Linked DNA regions of Homo sapiens: region 2 is linked to region 1. Evidence: chromatin loops called from intact Hi-C (ENCODE). Cell type or tissue: left lung. All regions are shown on one strand. Links, peaks and the distances in the headings refer to the core of each region. The heading gives the core; the rest is flanking DNA. Region 1 overlaps PAX5 (paired box 5). Region 2 overlaps PAX5 (paired box 5).

The links. Peaks named below come from ENCODE experiments on the same cell type or tissue, not always from the same donor. Only the 100,000 strongest peaks of a DNase experiment are listed, where the experiment ranks them.
Region 2: it touches region 1 in a loop (5-fold over the local background); 3 of 110 quality-filtered maps call a loop at or near these places.

What each region holds. Positions count from the first base shown.
Region 1 is chr9:36,852,885-36,858,256 of GRCh38, reverse strand. All of the region lies in intron 8 of PAX5 (paired box 5), which reads left to right. Among named protein-coding and RNA genes, the nearest start is that of MIR4540, 8.7 kb to the left of the region's middle. In left lung, for the core only: no CTCF peak of the experiment used is centred there; DNase peaks (open chromatin) are centred at 2,606, 3,296 and 4,016; H3K27me3 peaks cover 2,556 bases.
Region 2 is chr9:36,899,801-36,905,172 of GRCh38, reverse strand. The region is part of intron 7 of PAX5 (paired box 5); the gene reads left to right. Among named protein-coding and RNA genes, the nearest start is that of MIR4476, 9.0 kb to the right of the region's middle. RefSeq lists an enhancer at 4,089-4,589. In left lung, for the core only: no CTCF peak of the experiment used is centred there; no DNase peak of the experiment used is centred there; H3K27me3 peaks cover 1,255 bases.

The DNA of each region.
Region 1 (5,372 bases), core at 100-5,099:
TCTGTTTTTGCAATAGACACACAAAGCATGTGCTGTGTGCCAAGGATTGAGCTAAGTATCAAATAGCTCCTCACATTTGTATAATACTTTTCAATTCACAAAGGACTTTGAAATGCATCAATATTTAGTCCTCTGAGTGTTGTAATTACCATACTGCAAATTAGGAACTCAGACTCAGAGATTCAGGAGACTTCTTCGAGGCTGCCCAGCTAAGTGGCTGCTGGGCTTTGGCCAGGACTGACTGGCTGCACACCCAGGGGCTTTCCACCACCTCCCAGTTACCAACATGGAGTGGCAGCCACTCCTGCCCTCAATGCCTGTGCAGAAAATCAGCGCTCCCCTTTCTACAATTATTTACAAAAACCATGACGTGGTTCAGAGCTGTCAGGAGCCTTGGGTTTATCGGCCAGTATCCTACATTCTCAGCTGCCTTGTTGGGGAGTTGAAAGCAAGGACAGTCGTGTCTTTGTGGCCCATTCCATGTCAGCACCGTGTGCGTCCTGCTTACTGGCCTCTTTCTTGAAAGAAAGTGAGGACTCCCTTCCCTGGGGACAGAGGCAGTACACTTTGACTCAACAATGCAGCCTGGGCTGGCAGGTGATGGGACAGATTTCGGTACCCACTAAATGACAACATTTGAATGTCCTCAAGCCCACATTGCAGCCACTTCTTACAGGAAGCTTTCCTGGATACCCTAGCTAGTATGAAGTTCCATTTCTACTCTGCTTCTGAATCCATCTTGCCTTTTGCTGGCACCCGAATGTCTAGTTTTGGGTCTAAGAATCCCCTTTAATGCAGGCAGTTCCCTGAGGATTGAAGCCTAGGCGCATTTCACTGAGTATGCCTTACTGGGGGCCTAGCTCTGAGCTCTGAATGGAGTAGGACCACAGTGGATGCTGAATTAAATGGAGTTACCAAAATACACAGCATCACCAGTATAGGAGTCTAAAAGTGAAACATAGTCCCCAAGTCAAAGCTTAAGATAAGTTTTCCCCAAATTTAGTATAGGAGGACAGTGAAGAACTTTAGAAACTTGGGGAGAGATGTTACTTTCTACCATGCCCTACCTTTTAAATCATTCATTCCAACTCTGAAGTTGCTCCAGGTAGACCCATGGGAAGTGTGTATGACTGCCTGAACAAACCCAGTTGAGGCTAGACACACGAGAACCTAGTGAGTTTATTTGACACTTATCATGAATACATGAGTTGGATTTTCCTGGGAATGTAGTTCAATGTTATTCCTACTCAACTCTGCAGAACCTGGGGCCAAGTGGGTTAGGCCCTGGGATGGGGGCTTCTGGCAACATTCTAGACGTTCAAAGAGACTCTTCGGGTTTCCAGGCCAAGCATCTGCCAGTGGCCAAATGGATGCAGAGAAAAGGTGCTAAGGACAAAACCTAGAGCCTTCCTATCTTTGTAATCCGGCTTCAGTCTGGTACTGCTCTTTTTTTGCTTCTCCCTTTAGAAAATTTGTGTATTTTCAAGGTCAGGAGATCAAGACCATCCTGGCTAACATGGTGAAACCCCATCTCTGCTAAAAATACAAAAAATTAGCCAGGTGTGGAGGCGTGAACCCGTAGTCCCAGCTGCTGAGGAGGCTGAGGCAGGAGAATGGCGTGAACCTGGGAGGCAGAGCTTGCAGTGAGCCGAGATTGCACCACTGCACTCCAGCCTGGGCGACAGGGCGAGACTCCGCCTAAAAAAAAAAAGAGGAAAAAAGAAAGACGAAAATTTGTGTCTCTTTATTTTAGCTTGTACTTTTGCACTCTTTTGAAGTGAGCCGAACTGAGTGCTGTCATTATGTGGCAGGGGAGGCCTACTGAGGCCTGCAGGTGGGAGCTAAGCCGCTCAGGAGAGCACCAGTGTCCCTTTTCACTCATGGGACCTGCACGGTGGTTTCTGCAGTAAACACAGCCCACTTCTCTTTGTGTGTTTTATTCCCTTTCTCTGCCTTGCTGTCTCCATGTTTCTAGCAAAGATCGGGACTGGTGTTTCACTAATTCTTTCCAGCATGGATTTCACGACCTTTTCTGTTCTGACTCTGAAAGGGGCTGGCTCAAGGAACATCTGCTGGGCACACTTAGTGCTCACTCAGTCTGCATTGGTATTGTGGGCAAGCCCTGTGCTGGGGGTGGGGCTGCAGGGACCTGTCAGTCACAGATGGTCAGCCTTGGTTCCTGCCATTGAGGAGAAGCCAGACCCAACAGCAGGGGAAACAAGACAGGGTCACAGACAGCCCTGAATCTGTGTGCCCTGGGACATGGGCAGTGATAGACCCAGGGCTGGGGACTCAGGGACCAGTGGGGGACTGCTCTCAGCTGGGATGATTAATCCAGAAAGCCTTCCTGGAGGAGGTGGTATTTGAGCTGGGTCTTGACAAATAGGAGAATTGGACATGAGGAAGGGAAGGAAGGTGGTGTTTGGGATGAAGGAAACAGCATGAGAGATGGAAACGGCCCCGTGGAGTAGGTGTGCAGAACAACTGGTGGTGTGGTTGGCCTGGAATATGGCTTGTGGCGGGTAGGGGTGGAGTGGAGGATGTGGGCAGTGGGAGGTGTGGCTGAGAAGCTCCATGGGAACCAGCCCCTGAAGGGCCTTGACCGCCACCAGGCGGCGTCTGGGGTGTTGATCTTCACAAAGTGCTACCTGTGGGCACTCCCAGCACAGGGCACTGCAGTACCCCCCTCCCCACCTCACGCATGCACACAAATCAGGTGTTATCTTGCACCCTAGTGAGGCTTCAGGGGGGTCATTTGTACATGCCCATTGTTTGCTTAGATGAGGGCAGGACAGGACAGAATTTTGGAATAGGACCACAGCAGCAGAATGGATTAAACTTGGACCAGTGTTGTTCAAAATGTGCCATGGCATAGCCAGGGATCTCAAATGGAAATGCCTGCAGGGGCCAGGCAGGTTACAGAAAGAAAGGTCAGCCTTGGAGGCAAGTACAACAGATCTAGATAGATGGAAGTCCTGTGGCTACTGATACTTGCCCCTTTCAAACACCAGGAGCCGATCAATTGTTTCCTCCTGGCCCCATGTGTCTCGAGGCCCCCAGCTCTTGCCTGTGATGGATGGCCAGCTGGTGGAGTCGGACCTGTGCCCTGTGGCAGAGGCACCGTGATGCCGCAGTGGAGTTTGTTTCCACTGAATTCCCTAGAGGATCCTTGGATTTGGGTTTTTGTAGTTGTAGACAACAGGAAGGGGACACAACAGCCTCTTCTTTACAGAGGATCACACTGAGGCCCAGAAAGGCCACTTGGCCACCGCACAGCTGGCAGGTGGCAGAGTCCTGGCCTCCACGCCAGGCTCCCTGGGGCTCACCCAGGCCTGCCGTCCAGCTGTGGGGTCCGCGGCTCTCGGGAGAAACAGAAGTGAGACACATTGTGCATTCTGCCCCTCATGCTCACCCTCTCTCTCGGTTTTTCTCTTCCCTCTGTTTTTCTGAAGGCCCTCGTGGCTGGCCTGAGCTGGTGGGAGAGAGGTTTTTCCCAGCAATGGATCGATGCACGGCTGTCGGGGCCGACAGGCTGACCTTTACTGAGCTCAGGTTTTCATCTCCCTGTTGGGAGCCCAGGAAGGTCTTGCTGTGGAGAGAGGAACGGTGAGAAGCCTTGGCCTGCGAGGGGGAGAGGCTTGGCGTGGGTGCAGTGAAGACAGCTTCTGAGAGCTGAAAGCCCTTGGAGGTCACTTATTTCAATTTCTTCCAAACACACCACTTTTACAGATGAGAAAACTGAGACTTGGTGAGAAATGACTTGTCCAAGGTCACTCTAAGAGGCTTTGACACAGCTCCAGAATCCAGTGTGTGTGTATGTGTGTGTGTACACATCCAACATACATACATCTGTATATTATAAATATTATACATATTATTACGTATACATACACAGATACATTATATGCATGTGTACGTGTATATCGGGAGTGTCTATACATGTGTATTATGAAAGCCTGGCTGTGGCTACGTGTGATGCCGTGCCTGCGCTCACTCTGGTCGTCAACAGTTTGGTCCCGCAACATCCCGGGTAGCCGCCGATCCCTGAGCCACCAGGCATTTCATGCAGTTCTGCAAAGCCATGGAGAGGAGCTGAAGAAACCTCATGGTCCTTTTCAAATCGTTTCTTCCTCCTCCTCCTCTGCAAAGATTTTCTCTAAGCCCAGTTTGAATCCTTCAGAAACAGAACTTGGCTGCGAAGTCACTTTGAAAGACTTTCCATATGTTAATTGCAGCCGGCCAAGGTCTGGAGCAGAGGTGGGAGCCCACCATCTGCAGACGGGGTCGGCCCCCAGTGCGCTCTGCAAATCCCCGTCATCTGGCAGGTGTCGTTTTGGGTTAATTAAGAGCTATACTGAGCCCGTTTACCTGTCACTTCTGAGAATTTTAGGAAACTTTGACTTTCTTGCCATCTCTGAGCTTTGAGCGAAGGGGAAGCTGAAAACACCTCTGAATCTGGTGATGTTTCTGCCTCTGGGATCTCCAGGACAGCTGCATTAAGTGCATCTTATCATAACCCCTTTTTAAACTTTTTATTTTAATCAGTGTTCTCTAGTTAGTGCATTGGTTTTTACAGTCACGTCTTCTATATTGGAAGACAGTACTGTTTGGGGGAAACCCACCATTTGTCTGAAATTTCTTAAGGCTCTGCTTTCTCTCTGTGTCTTTGAGGAAACAGCATACATTCCTCTAGCTTTGTTCTGTGTAATGGCTTTGGAGAAACTTTGAATTTGCAGGTCAGGGGCTCTTTCACCCATTGGGGTTTGGGGCTGTCAGTGCTAACCTCAGAGCTCTATGTTCATGGAGGGATGACTCAGTTACATCCCCAGATAGCTGGGTTCTCGGTTGGTCAATAGGCCCCCTTCTTCAGTATGAGAGAATTTTCTCTCTGTGCTGTTGACAATGTTCTATTAATATATCTTGGTAGGGGTTTGGGTCACACAGATCTATGCATTTGTCAAAACACAGCAATAGCACATTTAAGATTTGTGTGTTTCATTATGTGTAAATTTTGTATCCAAAGAAAAAACTAGTAAACAAGTAATGAACTTCAGTTAATTGTATGCATGCTGAAGTACTTAGGGGAAAGTGTACTGATGTTTGCATTTACTTGGAAATGAAATACACATTAAGGTGAAAGAAAGGCTAGAGGGATGAAGATCGATATGACAAGCAAGCATAAGAAAACATTGATGGTAGAATTAGGAGGTGGCTACATAGGTGTTCACTATAACATTCTTTCAACTTTGCTGTATGCTTGAAAAGTTTCAAATACATCAGGGGTGAAGAAGGATGTGATGAGAAGATTTCCCTTTCCTCTGCTGGCCCAGCTCAACGAGGTGTTCCTTGGGATGGTGGGATCCCTGGGGTCT
Region 2 (5,372 bases), core at 319-5,318, 47 kb before region 1:
AAGGATCTCACAACACTGCTGAGGGATTTAAGAACCAGCAGGCCTGACAGTCCCTGCCCATGTGCCTTCAGTGCATGTCTCCTTGGAGCACTCCCCAAGTGCTGCCTCCTCTAGGAAGCCCTCCTCAATTACCCTACAGTCAGAAGTCATATTGCCCTTGATCAGCCCACCATTATGCCTGTTAGCCCATTGTGCCTTGATTTATAATTCTTTGTGTCCAGCCTAACTTTCTTCTTAGTCTACAAGATTCTGAATTGTCTCTGCCTTCTCCAGCACAGCCTAGTATGGGACTTGGAATATAGTATGTACTCAGGAAGTGTTTATTGAATGAATGAATGGATGAATTAATAAACCAACGAGCTGTCTGCTATGATTGGTCGTTACTAATCACGCAGCACTCCACCCTTCTAGGTCATTGTCAAGGTTATTGACATGATTCACACACTCACATACATATCTTTGATTAGCATAAAGTCACATTTGAATTCAAGATATTATCATAATTATTATTTCTTCCCAAATGCATTAGCTTCTACTAGTCTGCTGCCTTTTTTTTTTCTTGGCCAAGTTCACAGCTCAGGAAAAAAATCTCTCTCTAATTTATCTCTATTAGCTTTTATTTTCATTATCTGTGAGGCCATAGAACTTCTACTCCCACCCTGAGATCATCTATAAATGTTTAGTAAGGTTGTTTCTGGCATGAATGCTTAGGGGCACCTGCTGCCTGTCTGGATGAACCCATCCAGAGAAGTGTTTGCCTTTTCAGACCCATTAGTTCCTTTCGTATGCCTCTGTGAACCCAGGTTCAAGATGGGGTCACATGCCCATGTTAAGGATAGTGTGGCCCAGCAGCCTATTTAGGGGGCTGGTGTGTAGGATAGGGGACTAGGGAGCTCTTCCCCCAGAGTTGGTTTCAATCCTGAACAGCTAGAGAGGCAGGCCCAAGCTAGGGTCCCATGAGCCAAGAGTCACCAGCAGGAGTGATAGCTGATGCTCCCATCCACTCCCTCTGCACCATGCATTGTTCTAAGCCCTTGACTTATTAATAGCTTGTCTAATCTGCATAACAACCCTTTGTGGGAGTCACTCTTCTCATCCTCATTTCACTGGTGCAGTAACTGAGGCACAGAGAAGCATAGAAACTTGCTCAAGGTCACACAGCTTGTAAGTGGTGTAGCCAGGTTTTAAATGCCGGCAGTCAGACTCCACAGACCACACACTTGACCTCTAAGCCACACTATTCTCATAAAGCCTGGTGAGTCATGGCAGCCTGGAAGTGTGCCAGAGGAAGTCTGAGTTGGACAGACCCCTATCTGAAGAACAGAGCTGATAGGTGGATTTCAGGCCACGTGTAGGGGCCGGGACTGATGGGGCTTCTTGGGTGATATCTGATTGAAGGGTAGTGGGTTGACTCACCCCTGAAAAGCTGGCATCCCCTTAGGTCAGCCTCCTGCTCAGACAGACCTCATGCAGCCTGACCAGGCCTTAGCAGGTCCTGGGTGAAGGTTTGGTGAGTGGATGGGCAGACACAGCAGGTATGATTGCTCCTTCTTTCTTGGGAAACATGCTGTGTATTCTTTCATGTTCCTGCCTGGGCCAGGCCACCTGGACATGCCCCAGCAGCCTCAGGGCTCTCAGCCCCTGCTGTGCAGCCTCCCAGCCCTCAGGCTGTGTGTTGTCCATTGTGGGGAGCCCTGTGCTTCAAGAAACTCCCCACCTAGACCAAAGCTTTCTTCTGTTCTTTTGCTTTCAAGCAAAAAATAAAAGCATAAGAAAGATAATTGTCATTACTTAAAAACAAATATTTTAGAGATGGGGTCTCACTCTGTTGCCCAGGTTGGTCTCAAATTCCTGGGCTCAAGTGATGCTCCCACCTCAGCCTCCTGAGTAGCCGGGACCACATATGTGAGCCACCCTTCCCAGCCAACTGCTTTTCTTAAACAGACTTTCTTCCTCCTTCCTTGGTCTGGGAGAGAGAAGGCCAAGTGCCAGGGTAAGGATCATGCCACTTAGGTCTGGTTCTCTTCAGGAACAAGTCGTGAAGTCCCCAGTTCTTCACACCTGCACCCCATGGAGTTCCTGCTTTCTTATCCTCCATTGCCCGGCCTGCCTGAGAGGAGGAAGGATGCCAAGTGCTGGTGGTGAGGGGTGGGGAACCTCGGCCCAGGTCCCGGGGCAGGCCAGCAGGTGTGATCCAGGTGACTGGATTTGGGGGAAGGGGAGGGGTGAAGCCAGAGGCTGCACTTAGGGCTCTGGGCAGCTACTCTTTTCTAGCTGGATTGGCAGCCTTATGGGGTCTTTCACAACCACTAATATCAGCCCCGAATGTTATAGTTGCTCAAAAGGTGTTGCCCAAAAGAAAACCATGGTTGGCACAAATAGCCGTCTGTGCCAGTGTGGGTGGGGGTAGATTTCAAACAGATACCTGTGGCTTCATTATTTTAAAATCCGTCTTGTGCTAATGAGGCTGATGGAATAAAAGGCCCTGGTGAAACCCAGCCTAAGGCCATGGAGCCAGGGTGTGGCTTCCCATGCCCCCAACACTCCCCACTCGGATCCTGCAGCCTATTTTGGCCCCTCTCCACCTGGGCTTCAGGGCCTCTCTAAGGGCTGGGCCCATCAGTGGCCTAGTTTCTCTGTGGCCTGAGCACACTTCCAGCAGGGACAGGCTCTGCCCACGGCACCCTCCCGGATGAATCCCTTCTTTGACCTTTGTAATTATTCCTGTTCAATCTTCCTTCGTGTTTTCTTCCTCCTCCCTTTTTGAGGTGCTCAACTCCTGCACTCTCTCCAGTGTATTAAGGATGTGAGTGAAATTGATGACTGGGATGTCTCAGGTCTTTATGATGATGAATGACTTTCACTGCCAAAGCTTTTATTGTCTGTGATTTGGGAAGAAGGGGGAACTGATATATCAAGGCTGCCTGTCAGACCATTTAATACAGTTATAAATCCTGACGTCACTAACTGGTGGTCAGGAGCTGGAGAATTCCACCGCCACCGCTTTGCCGAGCCTTTATGGATTTTCTTCTTTCTCTCACCTTTCTTTGCTTGACTATCACAATTGTGTTTTGGGAGGGGGGATAGGGACAGCTAGATAGTGAATTTAAAAATCACAGGGACACCCTGGTCTAGGGAGGGGATGGGAGCCCTCCCTCACCCTTACTCTAAAAGAAGCAGCAGATAGAAGGCCTTTCATTCTAATGTGAGCAAGGAAATTGTTTGGTGAGACAAGCCCTGAAAGTATGCTAATGCCTTCTTTGCATGTGCACCACTCTCTACAGTTTACTAAGTGATTTTACATCTGTTATTTTTCAGATCCTCCTACCATCTTGGGAGGGCAGCAGGGAAAGACTTGACCCTCGTTTTACAGAAGAGGAAGCTGAGGCTCAGCAAGGCGATGTTCCTTGGCCAGGGTTATGCCACCTGGGCTGGTGACAGGAGCTCCCTGGGGTGAAGCAACAGAGCATCACCATTAGGTGTTTAGGGCGTGGGGTCGGACAGCGCTGGGCTCCAATCCCAGACCCCCCTACCTTTTAGCGGCTGACCCTGGGAAGGACACTTACATTTTCTGATACGCCATTTCCTCACCTGGAAGTGAGGCTAACACTCTCCTCATTGGGTTGTTCTGAGGGTTGTTCTAGGGTTAAATGAAATCATGCACGTGGGTTTCTAAGCTAGGCTCTTGGCTCATCAAAAGTGCTCAGTAAATGTTTTTAAAAGGTGAAATGATAAGGAGAGGCATGTGACAGATGTCACAGGTGCACAACGGGGGCCACTTCCCGAGGCTGGGTGGGAGGGCTTCCTGAGGGAGGTGACACTTGAGCACACGGAAATGAGCAGGAATTAACCAGGCTGGGGAAACAGGTGAGGGAAGAGCATTCCAGGCAGAAGGAACAGCATGATAAAGGATGAGTGAAGAAAGCAGCTGGAGATGAGGGAGGGCCCAGGTCCCTGAGGCTGCCAAAGACCTGGGGGCAGACCTTGCAGGTGCTGGGAGCCCTGAGGAGAGTCGACTCTCCAGGGGAATCTCTGTGGGGTCTTGACAGAGGGTGGAGGTAAGGAGGATGAGACTCGCAGGAAGACCTGACCTGACCCAGGTGGCTGTAAAAGCCCAGGAGAGAACGGATGAGGACCTGAACCCAGGCTGTGGAAAGGGGGATGGAGGAAACATTTTGAGGGGTGGAACTGGCAATAGTCACTTGTGAGGAACAGGTGGGCGGCCATCAACGATGCTCCCCTGGTTGGAGTCTGGGGGACCCGGGAGATAATGGAGCCAGTGGCTGAGATGAAGACCATGGAAGAGGAGCTGGTTTGAATATTTAACTTTGGGGTACCCCAGGGACACTCAGGTGGAATGTGCAGAGGCAGTGGGGGCGGGGTCAGGACTGGGGGCATGGACACAGGTGGTGGGAGGATGTGAGTCACTCAGTTGAGAGCTTTAGACAAGGACGATGGGGAGGAGCAGAGCTGGAGAGGGACTCTGGGAAACCAGGGTGGCTGAGGAGGAGGACGCCATGGAGGAGGACGCCATGGAGAAGCCCGGAGTGGGGGAGTGAGTGGTGATTGACACTCCCGCCACAGATGCGCTCCATCTTGGAGGCTGTAGCAGTCACAGGACTTCACTGTAAACAACAGAATTCTCTCTGGCTTGTTAAGCAGAAAAGGGATTTTCTAAGGATGTTAAGATGCTCAGGGTCTCCAAGAGGGCCACAGAACCAGGTTTGGAGGCTTCCCAGTCAGGCATAAGGCCTGGCCCATGCTGCAGGACTACTCTGTGAAGCGGCCATGCTGTCGCCTGTGGACGCAGACCCTTTGGTTCACACAACCGTCGCTGGACACCGGATGTCACCACTAGGACCTCCGCCTCAGCAGATGGACTCCATGTGGTGCCTGCTTCTTTGTGTCATCAGCTTCTGAATTAAAGACTCACACGCACGTGTCTACTTGGGGGACCCAAAAATATGCCTGCACCCTCACGCAAGGGAGGCTGGGAAATCACGTCTCTGACTTTGGCCTCAAGAAGCCTGAACTCTTAAAGTGGAAAATGCCCCAAACAAAAGAAGGATGTTCGATGATGTCAGGCAGCCAAAAATATTTGAAGATTTAGAGAGTGAGCAGAGAGATCCAAGGTAACAAGGCTGGAAAGAATCCATTGGCTTTGGTAGTTAGGAGGGCCTTGTTCTTCCAGCCAGTTATCTCCCATAGCCCATCCATTTCCACAGGATTTGAGGCAGCATTAAATGAAAGCCCAAGGGAATCTGCACATGGCCAGAAACCACCTGAAGAAAGGACGAAATGGTTGCACTGGATTTGGGATGGGGGTTGTGGCAGTGGAGCCCTGAAGCTCCAGGAAAGCCATAGTGAGGAGA